2 separate regions of the Homo sapiens genome follow, and region 2 is linked to region 1. Evidence: read pairs that join two places in POLR2A ChIA-PET (ENCODE). Cell type or tissue: PC-9. All regions are shown on one strand. Links, peaks and the distances in the headings refer to the core of each region. The heading gives the core; the rest is flanking DNA.

What was found. ChIA-PET counts read pairs that join two places held together with the same protein. Peaks named below come from ENCODE experiments on the same cell type or tissue, not always from the same donor. Only the 100,000 strongest peaks of a DNase experiment are listed, where the experiment ranks them.
Region 2: POLR2A ChIA-PET joins it to region 1 with 9 read pairs; 1 of 35 experiments calls an interaction of 5 or more read pairs at or near these places.

What each region holds. Positions count from the first base shown.
Region 1 is chr5:34,766,091-34,775,048 of GRCh38, reverse strand. The region is part of intron 3 of RAI14 (retinoic acid induced 14); the gene reads right to left. Among named protein-coding and RNA genes, the nearest start is that of TTC23L, 69 kb to the left of the region's middle. RefSeq lists an enhancer at 3,742-3,841. In PC-9, for the core only: no CTCF peak of the experiment used is centred there; a DNase peak (open chromatin) is centred at 3,818; H3K27ac peaks cover 677 bases.
Region 2 is chr5:34,590,885-34,599,842 of GRCh38, reverse strand. It overlaps LOC105374721 (a long non-coding RNA gene), which reads right to left. Exons shown (of 3, transcript XR_925916.3): 3 at 8,622-8,958. Among named protein-coding and RNA genes, the nearest start is that of RAI14-DT, 61 kb to the left of the region's middle. In PC-9, for the core only: no CTCF peak of the experiment used is centred there; no DNase peak of the experiment used is centred there; H3K27ac peaks cover 510 bases.

The DNA.
Region 1 (8,958 bases), core at 1,753-6,752:
CCCACCACCATTTACTGAAGAGTGTGTCCTTTTCCCAATGTATGTTCTTGGCACCTTTGTCAAAAATGAGTTTACTGTAGATGTATGGATTTGTTTCTGGGTTCTCTGTTCCGCTCTATTGGTCTGTGTATCTGTTTTCATGCCAGTACCATGCTGTTTTAGTTACTATAGCTCTGTAGTATAATTTGAAGTCAGGTAATGGGATTTTTCCAGTTTTGCTCTTTTTGCTCAGGATAGCTTTGCTGTTCTGGGTCTTTTGTGGGTTCATATGAACTTTAGGTTTTTTTTTTTTCTATTTCTGTGAAAAATGTCATTGGTATTTTGATAGGGATTGCATTGAATCTGTAGACTGCTTGGATAGTATGGACATTCTTCCATGTTCATGGTTGGAAGAATCAATATTGTTAAAGAATGTTTCCATTTTTGTGTGTGTCCTCTTCAATTTCTTTAATCAATGTTTTATAGTTTTCATTGTAGAGATCTTTTATTTCTTTGGTTAACTTTATTTCTAGGTATTTTATTTTATTTGTGGCTAGTGTAAATAGAATTACTTGATTCACTTTTTTTCAGATGGTTTGCTGTTGGCATATAGAAATGCTACTGATTTTTTATGTTGATTTTGTATCCTGCAACTTTGCTGAACTTGCTTATCAGTTTTTTTGTTTGTTTGTTTATTTTTGTGCAGAGTCTCACTCTGTCACCAAGGCTAGAGGGCAATGGTGCAATCTCGGCTCACTGCAACCTCTGCCTCTCGGGTTCAAGAGATTCTCCTTCCTCAGCCTCCCAAGTAGCTGGGATGACAGGCACAGTGCCTGCTATGGGAGGTGCCACAATGTCTGGCTATTTTTTTTTTTTTTAAGTAGACACAGGATTTCACCATGTTGGCCAGGCTGGTCTCAAACTCCTGACCTCAAATGATCTGCCCACCTCAGCCTCCCAAACTGCTGGGATTACAGATGTGGGCCACTGCGCCCAGGCTTGTTTATCAGTTCTAATAGTTTTGTGGTGGAGTCTTTGGTTTTTTTCCAATATAAAATCATATCATCTGCAAACAAGAATAACTTGGCTTTTTCCTTTCCAATTTGGATGCTGTTTCTTTCTCTTGTCTGATTGCTTTAGCTAGGACTTCACAATTTCTGTTCCTTTGGATAAACACCCAGTTGTGGAAGTGCTGGATGTACAGTAGTTCTAATTTTTTGAGGAAGCTCCATTTTATTTTTCACAGTAGTTTAACCAATTTACATTCCCACCAACAGTGTATGAGTTTTCTTTTCTCTGCATCCTTCCAGAATCTGTTATTTTTCCTTTGTAATAATAGTCATTCTAACTGGGGTAGGATAACATCTCATTGTGGTTTTGATTTGCATTTCCCTGATGCTTAGTGATGTTGAGTATTTTTTTTCATATAGCTGTGGCCATTTGTATGTCTTTTTTTGAGAAATATCTATTCATGTCCTTAGCCCACTTTTTAATGGGATTATTTATTTTTTGATGGTCAAGTTATTTGAGTTCCTTGTGTATTCCGGATATTAGTTCCTTGATGAATAGTTTGCAAATATTTTTCTCTCATTCGACAGGTTGTCTCTTCACTTTGTTCTTTCCTTTGCTGTGCCAAAACTTTTTAGTTTAATATAATCCGATTTGTCTATTTTTGTTATAGCTGTCTACGCTTTTGAGGTCTTAGCAATGAAATCTTTGCCTAGACCAATGTTTTGAAGTGTTTCCCCTATGTTTTATTCTGGTAGTTTTACAGTTTCAGGTCTTACATTTAAGTCTTGAATCCATTGTGAGTTGATATTTGTATATAGGGAGAGAGGAGGGTCCAATTTCATTCTTCTACATATGGATATCCAATTTTCCCACACTATTTATTGAAGAGGGTCACACCATCGTTTTTTGCCAAGGCACCCATTGTTTCAAAGTTTGTTTGAAAACAAACTTAGCCATAAAAACAATTTTATGGATATGTTCCACAAATAAAGGAATCTGCTGTTTTACATTTCATTACAATAGGAAATGTTTAGATTTGCTTATAAAACTCAGCTGGGGCCCTTCAGCAGCAATGTAGCAAAATGGCACAAATAAGCAGCCTGAAGATTTACACAAAATGACTTTGATCCCTTTGCTGCTTATTGATATTTGGAATGTCCCTACTCTTGTCACTTGGAAAGATTCCAAGGTTTCAGTGCTAATAAGAGTTTTGTAGTGCACTCTCTTTCTCTCGCTCTCATTTTCTTTTTCCTGAAGAGAAAGTCAACTCACTGATGTCCCTAGCAGCCTCAAATAGCAGCCGGGTGGCAGCCTGAATGAATGATGGAGGGACCAACGGAGGCACAATAGGGAGCATGCCAGGAGGCTGGAGGGTGATTCAGGAGGCCCAGGTGACAAGGCTGGTCAGCTGCCTTGTTGCTACAGTGCTTAACTTCAGTTCCCTCATTTCTAAACCAATCTGAGGCAGTTGAATAACAACAACATCAATAATAATAGCAGGTACTCTATGGAAACATTACACTCTAGGAACATCTTAAGTTTTAACTCATTTCATCCTCACAACAAGCCTGTGAGGGGTTGGAGTAAACTTTATTACTCCCATTTAACAGACGAGGAAAACTGAGGCAGAGAAGTTTGCTGTTAGGTTAGTGCAAAGGTAACTGTGGTTTCTGCCATTAAAAGTATGGCAAAAACCACAATCACTTTTGCACTAACTTAATAACTTGCCCAAAGTCCCAGAAATTACAAGTAATTTCTGGATTCTAACCCAGGCATTCTGCAATTAGAGCTGGTTCTTTATCATTTTACTGAGAAACGGCACCATTTGTTAAATCACTATGCACACAACTGGGGGCAGTGGCTCATGCCTGTAATCCCAGCACTTTGGGAGGCTGAGGCAAGTGGATCACCTGAGCTCAGGAGTTCAAGACAAGCCTGGGCAACATGGTGAAACCCCATCTCTACAAAAAGTACAAAAATAAATTAGCCAGGTGAGGTGCCACGTACCTATAGTCCCACCTACTTGAGAGGGTGAGGAGGGAGGATCACTTAAGCCTAGGAGGTTGAGAGGTTGAGGCTGCAGTGAGCTATGATCGTGCCACTGCACTCCAACGTGGGCAACAGAGCAAGACCCTGTCCCAAAAAAACAAAAAACAAAAAACAGTGACACCCTATGTAATATAACCTACTGGTTGTGCTAGTCTTTAAAAATCAAAGTTTAAACTAAAATCTGGAAGTATTTGGCAAAAAAGCAAACAGTGTTCTCAGTGGGACAGATTAGGGTTGCCAGGGCTCTCAAATAGATGGGGATATAACCCAAGCACAGAAGCAAACAGAGCCTGCAAGAGAGGTTTCATTTCCTACCAAACCACTCAACAAGTTGTGCAAACCTTCCCAAAATAAATACCATGGGACAAGGCTGGGATAATTCTCAAGGCTCTTAAGCCAAAGGAGGCTTGAACTGTTGCTATTCAAAAACTCTTAAGTTATAACCCAGAAAGCTCCTTCTATCTTTCAGAATAATAACAAACACAATTATTCTGGTTTCTGATTACCGGCTGAAATAGATATTGGGAGGAAATACAAACTCACTGGCTACTTTTACAAGACTTCAATTTCTCAGGCATATTCATTCACTGAAAATTTCTCTCAAACCAGTCTTTCTTGCCTTCTTCACCACCAGGGCGTCTGTTACCATGATCAGTTCCTTCCATTGCCTCTGCAACCAATATTCACTTCCCCAAATGAAGCAAGCCACCAACGCTCACACAAAGAAATGACCATACACGACCCTACCAGCATTAGCCACACCCCAGAATACCAGAGTGTTAGGACGTTGCAGAAGAATAACTGGTCCAACATCTTCATTTCACAGATGGAAGCACTGATGCTCAGAGAGGTTAGGAAATGTGTCAAAGATCACTGCCCTGCCCCAAGGGTATTTTCTCCCTAATACACCCACGACTCCCTTCTTTCCTTTTAAAAAATCTTCATTTCCAAGAAAGGAGTGACTGTGATCAGGAAGAGACTCAAATACTTCATGGTACATAACAACTTTCCCACAATCCCTTGAGAGCCTCAGCATCTCAGTTCTGCAACAGGAGCCTTGTATCCTGACCACCTCAAACTGCTTATATTTTTATTGTACTCTTTTTATATGATGTCTTTCTGGAGAGAAAAAAACTAATGATATTAAATAATATTTTAAAAAACAGGATTAAAATATTTTTAATATTAGATCATATTTTTAAAATTAGGTAAATTCCTTCCTGTAGCATACAAGGCTCTACACGCAGTGTCCTGGCTCCCTTTTGACCTACCTTCTAGGACTCTCCCTATTCACTGGGCTCTCTGCTGTTTCCTGAGCACATCAAGCGTCCTTCCACCTCAGGGCCTTTGCCTTGCAGTTCCTTCCACCAGGAGAGCCATTCCTGCAGAAAAGTACGCAGCTGAATCCCTCACTCCATTCAGGAATCTGCTGAGAGGGCTTCCTTCTCCAGGTTTATTCGCACAGTCCAATGTCTTCTTTATTTTCTTGAATGTATTTGACATTATAGTAAAGAGGTATCTGTTTATTGTCTGTCTGCCCTATTAGACTGTGTGTACCATGAAGGCAGAGACTTTATTTTCCTAGCACACAGAATTAATTTTTAGGTCATGTAAATCTTTAGTTTTGAATTTGCTTTTTTAGCCTGAACTTTTTGAGTTTTCTCACGTCAAGGCACACCTATATACTGGCATAAACAGATATTTTTCTCAGGTTGTAATTTACATTCTTAGGAGAGAAAGCTGTGTCCTTTATGACATGAGCTCGATTTTGCTTCCCAACAGTGTCGTGCAGTGGTTCTCAAAGTATGGTTTCCGGGCCAGCAGCATCCGCATCACCGGGGAATGGGCTGGACATGCGCAATGTCGGGATCCTGTCCTGACGCCAGGGGAGAAGCCCTGCAAGCTCCCCTACCCGGGAGATGACTCTTATACACATTCGATTTTTAGGACCACTGGCACAGTAGAAAGAAGTATAAACTGGAGCTGAGCGCAGTGGCTCATCCCTGTAATCCTAGCACTTGGGGAGGCCAAGGCAGGTGGATCACTTGAGGTGAGGAGTTTAAGACCAGCCTGGCCAACATGGTGAAACCCACATCTCTACTAAAAAATACAAAAATTAGCTAAGTATTGTGGCACATGCCTGAAATCCCAGCTACTCGTGAGGCTGAGGCATGAGAATTGCTTGAATCCAGGAGGCAGAGGTTACAGTGAGGCTGAGATCACACCACTGCACTCCAGCCTGGGCTACCGAGTGAGTCTGTCTTAAAAAATATATACAAACTAAAAGTCATTAGTCCTTGATTTTGGTCTCAACTCTGCCAACCCCAAGCTATGGGACAATTTAAAGCCACTCAAATTCACTTACTTCAGTGTACTCATCTGATCTACAGAATTACTAAGCCTTTTCTCCTCTAAAAGTCTAGGATTCCATTCCAGCCTACCAAGTGTTCTATGGCACTCATTTGCTGCAATATCTAAATTCTAGGTCACTGAGTTCAAATGAGGCTTAGCGCACACAGAATATTTCAGCAGGCCAATCCTAACAATAGGATTAAAAGGTCTGGATTCCCATTTCAGATTATACTGAGGGTAAGGAAGGCAGCACTATCTTATAACTTTAGTTATAAAAGCCTTGAAAAACTAAATTCTACTCTGTAGAATTAACTCTATTGGCCCAGAGACAAATCTTTTCAGCAGAAAAGTGATGGGCTGCCCGGCTTTCAGTGATTTCAAAAGCAGCTGCAATAGCTGATCACTGCTTCTATTAGGAACTGATGTAGCAGAAAGTTTGAGATGGAAACATTTGTTGCCTTTCCCTGCTCAAAAGGTATAATAAATGACTGGCATGTAAAAAATGAATGCTATAAAAAAAAACAGGATTACTATCCTTTAAGTGCCTGTGATGTGCTAATTAATAGAATCAGCAGTACTACTTCTGAGGAACAGGAGGGAGAGGACACTGAGATGGAAGATCACATACTCAAGGACTGAGGAACCACCCCTCATCCTTTTTTTTTTTTTGAGACTGGGTCTCACTCTGTCATCCAAGCTGGAGTGCAGTGGCACCATCTCGGCTCGCTGCAACCTCCACCTCCCAGGTTCAAGCGATTCATGTGCCTCAGCCTCTCGAGTAGCTGGGATTACAAGCGTGCATCTACACATCCAGCTAATTTTTGTATTTTTAGTACAGACGGCATTTCACCATGTTGGCCAGGCTGGTCTTGAACTTCTGACCTCAAGCGATCTGCCCGTCTCGGCCTCCCAAAGTGCTGGGATTACAGGTGTGAATCACCGCACCCGGGGCCCACGACATTTAACCAGAGCATTTGCTCTTTTTCTTCAGGATTGTTTGGCTTCATAAGGATAGTCTGGAAATGGTACTTGGGCATTATGAAATCTCCATTAGGGCAAATGATTTCTATGTTGTATTCACTGACACACCCCCAGACTCCAGTATGTAGAACAGGCGATTTGTACTAATTTCAGAACTTCTCTGATCCCCACTTCCCTCTTCGTAAATTTACTTCAGGGTGATTGAGAGCATCAGATGGGAAACACCTGATGGAAATTGACGAGATCTCTAAGTTGAATGAATAAACTGTTGGCTGAATGAATGACACGGTTTTTGTTACCTAGGTATTTATCTGATTTCTGTTATCGAATTATCAGGGCGAGAGCCCAATCTTTCCTAATAAGAAAGGAATTGTTTCTTATTAATTATGTTAATACTGAATGCCCCAACACTGGGCTAGGTGCTCATGGAGAACCTCTGCTAGGGCAGTGCAGAAGGGAAATGTAGGGTTGGGACCCCCTCACAGAGTCCCTCACATCCAAGTCACACTGATGCAAGAGGTAGGCTCCCATGGTCTTGTGCAGCTCCGCCCCTGTGGCTTTGCAGTGTACAGCCTCCCACCCAGCTGCTCTCACGGGCTAGTGTTGAGTGTCTACAGCTTTTCCAGGTGAACGGTGCAAACTGTCGGTGAATCTACCATTCTGGGGTCTGGAGGATGGTGGCCCTCTTCTCACAGCTCCATTAGGTGGTGCCCCAGTAGGGACTCTATGAGGGGGTCCCAGCCCTACATTTCCCTTCTGCACTGCCCTAGCAGAGGCTCTCCATGAGAACCTAGCCCGGTGTTGGGACATTCAGTATTAACATAATTAATAAGAAACAATTCCTTTCTTAGTAGGAAAGATTGGGCTCTCGCCTTGATAATTTGATAACAGAAATCAGACAAGTACGTAGGAAACCAAAACCCACCAAATCCTAGGTGATTTCAGAGAGGCAGTGGCAAGACAGCACTCACTCAGGAAATTTTAGAAATGGCTTCAGGAAAGAGATGGTAAATTGGGCCTTGAATGATACGCCAGACTTGGTGGAATGGGGTGGGGGGTGGTGGGGGTGGTGGGGGTGGTGGGGGCGGTGGCGGTGGCAGCGACAGCATCTTGGAAGGCAGGAACTGAGCAGGGAAAGCAGAAGTGCTTCTAAAGAACTGGCACACGCTAATGATCTCATGTACCCCAGCCTCTGAGCAGGCTGGTTGCTGCTCAGCATGAGAATCTCCCGCTCCAGCAGCCCCAGTGTGATAGCGGCTGAGTGCAGGTCGCTCGCTGCTGTGGGTTCTGAGATCCATCTCCACCCTCCCTTACTCTGCTGTCTATCACAGCCAACTACGTTTCCCAGGCTCTCCTGACCTCTGCATTTGGGGCAGGTCCAGCCAGTGGAGGGAACAGAGAGAGGAAAAGCAAAGCCAAAGAGCTTTGACCCTGGGCAACAATTACCCATTTAAGTGTCTAAAATCCTTTGTTCTCAATATACTTAATCCAACTTTGAAAATAGCTCTAAAATGAAAAATGCTGTGATCTTAGCAATTGTATTAGTCTGTTTTTATGCTGCTGATAAAGACATACCCAAAACTGGGAAGAAAAAGAGGTTTAATTGGACTTACAGTTCCACATGGCTGGGGAGGCCTCAGAATCATGGCAGGAGGTGAAAGGCACTTCTTACTTGGTGGTGGCAAGAGAAAAATGACGAAGATGCAAAAGTGGAAACCCCTACTAAAACCATCAGATCTCGTGAGACTTACTCACTACTGCAAGAACAGTATGGGAGAAGCCACACCCATGATTCAAATTATCTCCCACTGGGTACCCCCACAATATGTAGGAATTATGGGAGTACAATTTTAGATGAGATTTGGGTAGGGACACAGAGCCAAATCATATCATTCTGCCCCTGGTCCCTCCAAATCTCATGTGGAGAGATTTCAATCCTCAAATTTCAAAATCAGTCATGCCTTCCCAACAGTTCCCCCAAAGTCTTAACTCATTTCAGCATTAACCCAAAAGTCCACAGTCCAAAGTCGCATCTGAGACAAGGCAAGTCCCTTCCACCTAGGAGCCTGTAAAATCAAAAGCAAGCTCATTACTTCCTAGATACAATGGGGGTACAGGTATTGGGCAATTACACCCATTCCAAATGGGAGAAATTGGCCAAAACAAAGTGGTTACAGGGCCCACACAAGTCTGAAATCCAGCGGGGCAATCAAATTTTAAAGCTCCGAAATGATCTCCTTTGATTCCAGGTCTCACATCCAGGTCACACTGATGCAAGAGGTGGGCTCCCATGGTCTTGTGCAGCTCCGCCCCTGTGGCTTTGCAGTGTACAGGCTCCCTCCCAGCTGCTCTCACGGGCTGGTGTTGAGTGTCTGCAGCTTTTCCAGGTGAATGGTGCAAGCTGTTGGTGAATCTACCATTCTGGGGGCTGGAGGATTGTGGCCCTCTTCTCACAGCTCCACTAGCTGGTACCCCAGTAGGGACTCTGTGAGGGGATCCCAGCCCTACATTTCCTTCTGGATTGCCCTAGCAGAGGTTCTCCATGTGCACCCCACCCCTGCAGCAAACTTCTGCCTGGGCATCCAG
Region 2 (8,958 bases), core at 2,573-7,572, 180 kb after region 1:
ACTCACTCAACAAATATTTACTGCACTCTCTATTATCAGATGGTTCATTAACATACAAAGCAGTAGTCACACCCATCTCCCACTGTACATCACAGAAACCCACAACCAGAGTCTGATAGTCCTGGCAATAAACATCTGTTGGCCATTGCCATGTTGATGAGGCTGCCTCTTTGACTCACCATTGATCTTTGGTCCATGAGAGCTCCCCACCCTGTCTGTCTCTGGGGTTTCCCAAGACTAATGCTCCGTGATTTGTATCTGGGTCAGGGTTCTTTTTCCTCACAGTATTTGCTCCCTATAGCTGTTTAAGGTAAGCAATAGCATGAGCTTGCTTAGACACATCCTCTGGCTACCTAGGGGGTTTGGAGCACAGAACATATCACACTCTGCATCCATTTCCTCTCCTTCAACATTTGTATTCAGTTGCATTAGAACATCAAAGGCAATCTGAAGGGGAAAAGATGTTATAGACTAGTTTCAGCCCTGCTTATAGGACTTTGAAAAGTCACTGCATTTCCTTCATTCTTTCTTCCAGCCTAAACCCATACTGAGACCAATTCTGTACTAAGCATTGACCTTGAGTAGTCCACAGCCCAATGGGAAAATAACCTGGCAAACTTATAAATAATAAAGACAAATACCAGCCTCTGTACTTTAGAACTATTTATATAAATCAAGAGCTACCTTCTCTGTCAACTCTCCCCTCCCTGCCCTCCATATCTGCCCTAATTCTCTATAGAGTCTATATCTTTACTATGATCTTAGAGATGGTATTAACTAGTGTTGTAAAGGTGGATGTATTGGGTTTGGGGGTGTGTGTGTGTGTGTGTGTTTGTGTGTGTGTGAGAATATGTAAGCAAGAGAGAAATGCTCTCACTTAGTGGTTCACTTTAGCAAAGGAAAGCCTGTCCCCTGCCACAGAAGCTATGCTCCTAGATTCTGCTCCATTTACCCCCTTTAGATTCCAGCTAAACATTTAAGACCCTCAGAAGGAAAGAGCCCTTCCTGCCTCACTTGAGAAATAAGCATGTGTGGATTGATGCCCTTGCTGCCTGTTCATTCGGGATGTATCCCTTCTTGTTGAATGACCTAGATAAATTTCTACGGGGTGCACACATTATTAGGCTACCAACAGGATGCGTTGGAAGTGGTTCTGTCTTCCCTGCTGCTGGCAGAGTCATTATTTCCTTAAAGGTTCAAATTTGTTTGTTCTGTTTTTACTCCATCCTCCGTCAAGGTCAGAGCACACCTACTGGGTGTCAATTACTACCCTGAGGAGGTAATCATTTTGGCTGCTTCTGTGCATTTTAATTATGTAGACTTGGGATCCTGGAATAGTGGTGCATCATCCCCTAAGTCATTCCAAGTTTGTTATGGTGTTCCCAGATTTTAAAATCCTCTAATTGGAGGATTTAACTGCCTGTTCTTCTAATTGAGTTTATATGATTCACTGTCCAAATCTGAGTCACAGTGCTGTGATGAAATAAGAAACTTTTTTCTTTTCTTTTTTTTTCTCAAGACTCAGATACCACAGATCTGACTGAAAGGTTCACAGCGAGGTCAATTCCAATCCTGTCACATGTGGATCAGCTCAGCCTGGAACTGCAAAGCAGGACATTTTAGGTTCAAAGAAGTATTGGCACAGTTCCTAACACATACCAGCTTCTTGGCAGATATTTATTCATTAATTAATACAGTCTTAACACAGATGCCATCTTTTAAGAGTCTCATTTTCTTTCAGATAGATGGTGATGAATCCATGTTTGATGCAAAAATAAATAGTCAATTACAGAGTAACATCACTGAATTGAAAAATAAAGCGAACCCTTCTTCCCAGACTAGCTACATCATTGTGGAGTCCAATACAAAATTAAAATGCAAAACCCCTTTCCTCAAAAATTATTAGGAATTTAGAGACAGTGCCTGCAAAGCCTTAAACCAAGTAGGGGACCCCTGCTAAGCATGGTTGGATTTGGATACCCTGCAGCTGGCCAAGCACCCCCCTGCCCTGCTCATTTGATTAACATATATGAATGCCTGCTGTTAAATGGACATTGTGTCTACCATTGTCATATACATCATCTGTCATTCTCACAGCAACCATATGTGTCTCAGTGAAATTTTTTAACTTGCTCAAAACGATGCACAAAAGACTGCATATAATGCCTGTTTTTGCCAAGCCCAAATGTAGGGCTTTTTCTACTAGACAGAAGGTATGTCAATTCTGAACAATGTATTTTCACATAAGCTGACATATGCTGTCTTGTACATTTTTTCCTCATTGACTTATGTAGATAATGCTTAACATGAGTTGAGAAGTTACAATGTGTCAGGCAATGTTCTAATTGCTGTGCATGTATTCATTCCCTTAGTGTCTGGCAGTGTATTTATGCTGCTTTGGTTCGGATTTGGAAGAAGGCAGACAGCACAACAAAGAATTAACTGGAGGGATTTTAATAAGGGACTGCTTTCAGAAGTGTACACAGTAGTAAGGGAATCTTCAAGGAATACGAATGCATCTGGAACCAGCAAGAACAGGAAACTGTTAGCATCCCAGGCCCAAAAGAGCAAAGGGAGAGGGCGGAGTCACCAGAACCTGATGATATCTTTAGCCATGGCAGAGAGGCTACTTTTTCGGTGCTGTGGCCATGGGTAAAGGAAGACAGACACTGCCAAAATCCTGTAAGGAGGAAGGGAGTGGAAGATGAATGTTCTCACCCCCTTTCCTACTGCCCTTGGATCTCTTGCCCAGGGTCTGTGTGTTCCATTCCTAGGGATCCCCGGGGCTGAGGACTGAGAGTCAGCCTCCTGGGACACAGAGCAGGATAGAGAATAGCAAGGGCAAATGGCGAAAAACCAGGATCATTATTGTGCCCATTTTACCAATGATGAACTGGAGACCCAGAGAGGCTCAGTGTCTTGTCCCAAATCACACAGCTAAGAAGTAGCAAAGCCAAGATTCAAACTCAGGAAATCTCAATACAGAAACAGAACACTTAATAATGTGTTCTAAAACATGTCCTCAAATGGAGTAGAAGCATGACATATGATGATAAACCATCTACTACCAAACCTGTGGGATTGGGTTATTGTAATTAGGGAAAGCCAGCCTGAACAAATAAAACTAATTCTTCTTCTTCTTCTTTTTTTTTTGGAGACAGAGTCTCACTCTGTCGCCCAGGCTGGAGTGCAATGGTGTGATCTTGGCTCACTGCAATCTCTGCTTCCTGGGTTCAAGAGATTCTCCTGTTTCAGCCTCCTAAGTAGCTGGGACTACAAGTGTGTGCCACCACGCCCAGCTAATTTTTTGTATTTTTAGTAGAGACAGGGTTTCACCATGTTGGCCAGGCTGGTCTCAAACTCCTGACCTCTAGTGATCTGCGTGCATCAGCCTCCTAAAGTGCTGAGATTACTGGCATGAGCCACCGCACCTGGCCAAAACTAAATTTTAATAACTATAAGTATGTGCAGATGGATTACCTTCAAGGTGAAAAATAATTAGGACTAGGATTGGAAAGCATTGCCTGGGAGACTGTTTCAGGGGAGATAGTTTTAGAAAGGACAGGAGTAGTTTGCAGTTAATTACATTCTTTTAGAAGCAAATGAATACTTCTGAAACAGAGCTAAGAGTACTCAAAAAGTTTGCTTTCTTAAATGGAGTACATATTCCTCTTAAATTTATATATGTATTTTTTGAGATGGAGTCTCTCTCTGTCGCCAGGCTAGAGTGCAGTGGCGCGATCTCTGCTCACTGCAACCTCTACCTCCTGGGTTCAAGTGATTCTCCTGCCTCAGCCTCCTGAGTAGCTGGGATTACAGGTGTGCACCACTACACCCAGCTAATTTTTGTATTTTTAGTAGAGACGGGGTTTCACTATATTGGTCAGGCTGGTCTCGAACTCCTGACTTCGTGTCTGCCCGCCTTGGCCTCCCAAAGTGTTGGGATTACAGGCGTGAGCCACCGCACCCAGCCTCAAATTGATATTCTTTATGATTTATTTAAATCCTGCATTAATTCATTGACTGTGCATTGTGATCCTATCGTGCCCAGCGTTGTTCTAGGTGCTGGCAATAAAACCTTGAACACACCAGATAACATCTCCACTCTCAAGACACTTAAACTCTAGTGGCAGGAGACAAACAATAGACAAACGATGAATACATATATAATAGTACCATGAAGAAAAAATAAAAGTAAGAGTATAGAGAGGGACAGGGAAGAGACACACCCTAGTTAATACAGAATTACCAAGAAATGTCTCTCTAACAAGGAGACATTTGAGCAGAGAACTGAGGGAAACTTCTATCTCATTGATGGTGCAAAGAATAGAATTTTAGATCTGGAAGGAACCGCAGAGCCAACATTCTATAATGAAGAAACGGAGGCCCCAGGGAACTTAAGTCCCTTATTCAGAGCCATATGGTGCATAAATATAAAAAAAGCTTGAGCTAAAAATAATCTATTAGGACTCTCACTCCATCAATTAGCAAATTTTTTGGGCCCCGGTTATTTGCCAGGCACCCAGTCTCATGCATTTTGCACTAGATTCTATTGTTTACTAATTTGGAATCGATTTAGAATTACTGAGTTTTTACTGTGACTTTAAGTTTCGGCTACCTTGAGGTATAGGTTCCCTTTGTGTGCTATGTGTCGAGATGCTTTGGAAGCTAAACAAAATCCTGGCAGTTGTGGCTGGCAAAATATTACAAACCACCCCGACCCTTCTTTTAATTGATTAATTTTACTTTTTTGTAACTTGAAAATGAGACCCTGGTGGTTCACATGGACTGGTTAAAAATCACACACTCTCTCTCCAATCTTTGATCTACATTTATAAAAAACACATAACAGCAGAGTTATTGTCTTAGTTTGGGAGACCGGGCATAGGGAGAAGAATTCAGGCAGGAAGGGAGCCAGGACCTTCAAGGTCAAATCAGAGGGCAAAGTTGGAGATTCAAGGGAGAATTGTCATTAGAAGGTGGCAAAAGGTGTTACTAGGCATTATGCCAAGCACAGATGGACTAAAGAGGTAGAAACAGAGTCAGTGACTAGAGTGAGGAGATAGAAATCTGGACAGAGACTGGGGGAGTTGGCTGAAGATGAGAAGGGAAAAAGAGGTTAGCAAGACTAGGGGTCAGGGACCAGAGTGTAAGTAAGAAGCCAGTGCCTGTGACGGTTCATTTTATGTGTGAACTTGACTGGGCTAAGGGAGGCCCAGATGGCTGGTAAGACATTTCTAGATGTGTCTGTGAGGGTGCTGCCAGAATAGATTAGTATATGAATCAATAGACTGAGTAGAGGAGATTGCCCTCATCAATGTGGCGGTCATCATCTAATCCACTGAGGGCCTGTCTTAGTTCATTTTGCATATAAGAACATACTGGAGACTGAGTAATTAAAAAAGGAAAGAAATTTATTTATTACAGTTATGCAGGCTGAGAAGCCCAAGGTTGAGGGGCCACATCTGATGAGGGCCTTCCTGATGGAGGAAACTCTTTACAGAGTCCTGAGTAAGTACAGGGCATCCCATGGTGTGGGGGCTGAGTGTGCTAGCTCAGGTCTCTCTTTCTCCTCTTATAAAGCCACCAGTTCCCCTCCCATGATAATCCATTAATCTATTTATGAATCCATGAGCCTTCATGACCTAATCTCCTCTTATAGCCCCCGCCTCTCAATACTGGTGCATTGCGGATTACATTTCGACATGAGTTTTGGAGGGGACAAATATTCAAACCATAGCAGGGCCAAATGAAACAAAAAGTTAGAGGAAAGGCCAATTTTTCTCTTTCTTCTGGAACTGAGACATCCATCTTCTCCTGTTCGTGGACATTTGTGCTCCTGGTTCTCAGACCTTTGGACACCCCTCCTTGGTTCTCAGGGCTTTGGCCTTGAACTGTACTATACCCCACCAACTTTCCTGGTTCTCCAGCTCACAGACAGCTGACTTTTCAGCCCTCCATAACTGCATGAGCCAATTCCCATAATAAATCTCCTCTTATGTATCTATATATATCCTATTAGTTGTGTTTCTCTGGAGAACCCTGGTTAATACATGGCCACAGATAATTCCTACAGATGCATTGCTTTGAAGGCTGTGTTCAAAGGCCCAGGTTCCATCTCTTACAGAGCTGACAATTTTCATATAAACTTATATTAAATAGTATTTAACTTTAAAATTCCTTCACACATGTATACCATCTTATTTATCAGTAAGGTAACGAATGCCAGTATTTTATCCAGTTAATGGATGGGAGAATTAAGGTCTAGAGATGTTGAGAAATGGACCCAATGTCTGATGATGAATTGATGGCAGAGCAGGGGCTTCCGTCTTCTAACCTCCATCTCGCATACCAGATTTTTTTTTTTCCTTTTGAGACAAAGTCTCACTCTGTTGCCTAAACTGGAGTGCAGTGGTGCAATCATGGCTCACCACCTCGAACTCTTGGGCTCAAGTAATCCTCTGACCTCAGTTAACCTGGGACTTAGGACTACAGGTGCGTGCCATTGCACCCAATTAATTTTTAAAACTTTTTATAGAGACAAGGTTTTGCTATGTTGCAAGGCTGTTCTCAAACTGCTAGATGCAAGTGATCTTCCTGCTTAGGTCTCCCAAAATGCTGGGATTACAGGCATGAGCCACCATGCCCAGCCTCTTATACAGCTTTGACCTAGTCCACATGGCCTTGTGGTAGGAAGATGGGAAGGAATGAACATCACTGGCAGTACTAAGAGCTTTCCACCAACGTTGTAAGACTTGCCCCACAGTGAAGATTTATATGTCTTGAGAAACTATAATTTGCTTATGTAATTTTCCCCTCTTCTTTTCTGGGAGCCCAGTCACCTAATTTGCAAAGGAAGACAACCCCATGGCTTTGTTCCTTAACCTGGAGGCTTCAGCCTAATTGAACCTAAAAACAAAGGTTGTCTTACTCTGGGCTCCATGATATGAAGTTCCACATTAGTTTTTAAGGTCTGAATGTATATCCTATAGGAGAGTATTTATCAACATCAGCAGCTATAACAGTTCTCATTTACTGACCGCTTGTTACAGCACATGCCATGAAGCCTCATGAAGACTTAGCTAAGATGCCAGCTGGGAATGATACACCACAGGGTTCGGACACTGGTCTTTAAGATGCAGTATATGCATCACATCATTATATGGTGCTTATGTCTCTAGTAGGTAGAATATGCGGGGGTAGGAAATAAAAGTAGAAAGTGACCCTCTCATTTTCATTCCTAGTGACTGGCTTGGGGAATTTGTACTTCCTGTTTCTTTAACTTTGCTTTCTGCTAAACTAAAGATCCTGGTTCCCAAAGTGAATTGGCAGTGGGGAAGGGGGAAGGAGGTGGAGGGAATCTTATATCAGGGAATAGAGTCAAGATTTCACTGAATCTAATATTACACCTGTCAATTGGTCATCTTAAACTCCTTTGGCTAGAAGTCCAGCAAGCCAAAGAAAAAAAATTCTATCCTGGCAGGGATCATTGATGTTGGATGTCACAGGAGGCAGGCTTGCTTCTACACAGTGGGAGCGAGAGGAAGTATCTCTGGAACTCAGGGGACAGCCGGGTCCCCTCTTGGTGCTTCTGTATGGTGAACGGACAACTACAGCAACCATAGGCTGATGAAGACATGGAAATGAGGGGTGAAGGTCTAGGTTACCTCACTGGGCACACAACCTAGACCAGCGAAGGCCAGGATGGGGGTCGGGGGAACCTAGAGTGGGAGAAAGAAGAGTCAGATGATGAAGAGTAGAGTTAGAGCCTTTGGACTAACTGCAGCAGAAGGGGCTGTAGCTTGTCTCACGAATATGCCTGTGATAAATCTTTTTCTTCCTTGGAAACTATGACCAGATGCTTTGAGAAATCATTGATTGGACAGTTTCATGAGTGGATCTGAGTGTGACGGGTTGGGCTGCAGCAGATGCTGTTGGTCCTCTCTCATATTCTCTTGTCTCCCACTGGTCCTGTGCCAGCACAACTCTCACCAGCGGGCTGCTCTGGCCACAGGAGCAGGCTCGACTTGCCCAGGGACAGGCTAGAAATTCCAGGAAGCTCACAACCTCGGGAGTAGCCCTCAACCAATGCAGGATGGGAGCTGGTAGATGAATTCCCAGCTTTCTCACTCCTGGGGTAGCGCACCACTGAAGCATGAGCTCTGTAGTTTCCCAGTGGATGCCTGCGGGAATGGTCCCCAGATACCCGGCAGTGCCCACTCCTTCATGCCCACCATCTTGTTTGTCTTTACTTTCCTGCATCACTTCCCCACTTCCTTACTGGCACTTCCTGCTGTTACCTCTCAAATAAGCTGCTTGCACCCAAATCCTCATCAAATTTTGAGCAAACCCAAACTCAGAGAGTGACCAAGCCAGAAATGAGTCCAAATAATTTCGCTCCAGATTCTATGCCTTGAACTACTATGTTTGCATTAAAGAATGATCCCATAGATATAAAGAGTGCTGACAAGGAGGAAAATGATCCAAATAGCTTTTAAAAGCAGACACAAAAACTATTCCACCATTATAAGCTCTTATAGCCAAGAGTTAGTTTTTTATACAACAGTCCTTTATTTGAAATCAATCTTTGCTAGAGACTTAATGGACACTCATCGGGATGATTCTTTTCCAATAACTGTTTTATTGATTTTTCAGTGGCAGTTTTCTCAAATAACATTTGATAAAGATGGGATTGCATGATACTCAAAGAGGAACCCCTCGCCTTTCAAGAAACAACAGGCACGTGAAGTAAAATTGTGTATATTAATTAGGTGTTTCTAACAACCAAATAAAACGTTGCCCTAGACGCAGAGCAAAATTCTGGTTCCTCCACATTCACAGCTTTGTTAGCATCTTTGGGAATTATCCTCATCCTCAGAGGGAGGAAAAGAGATTAGGAAGAAGCAGGAAAATTGGGCACAGTGGTTCACGTCTGTAATCCCAGCAATTTGGGAGGCA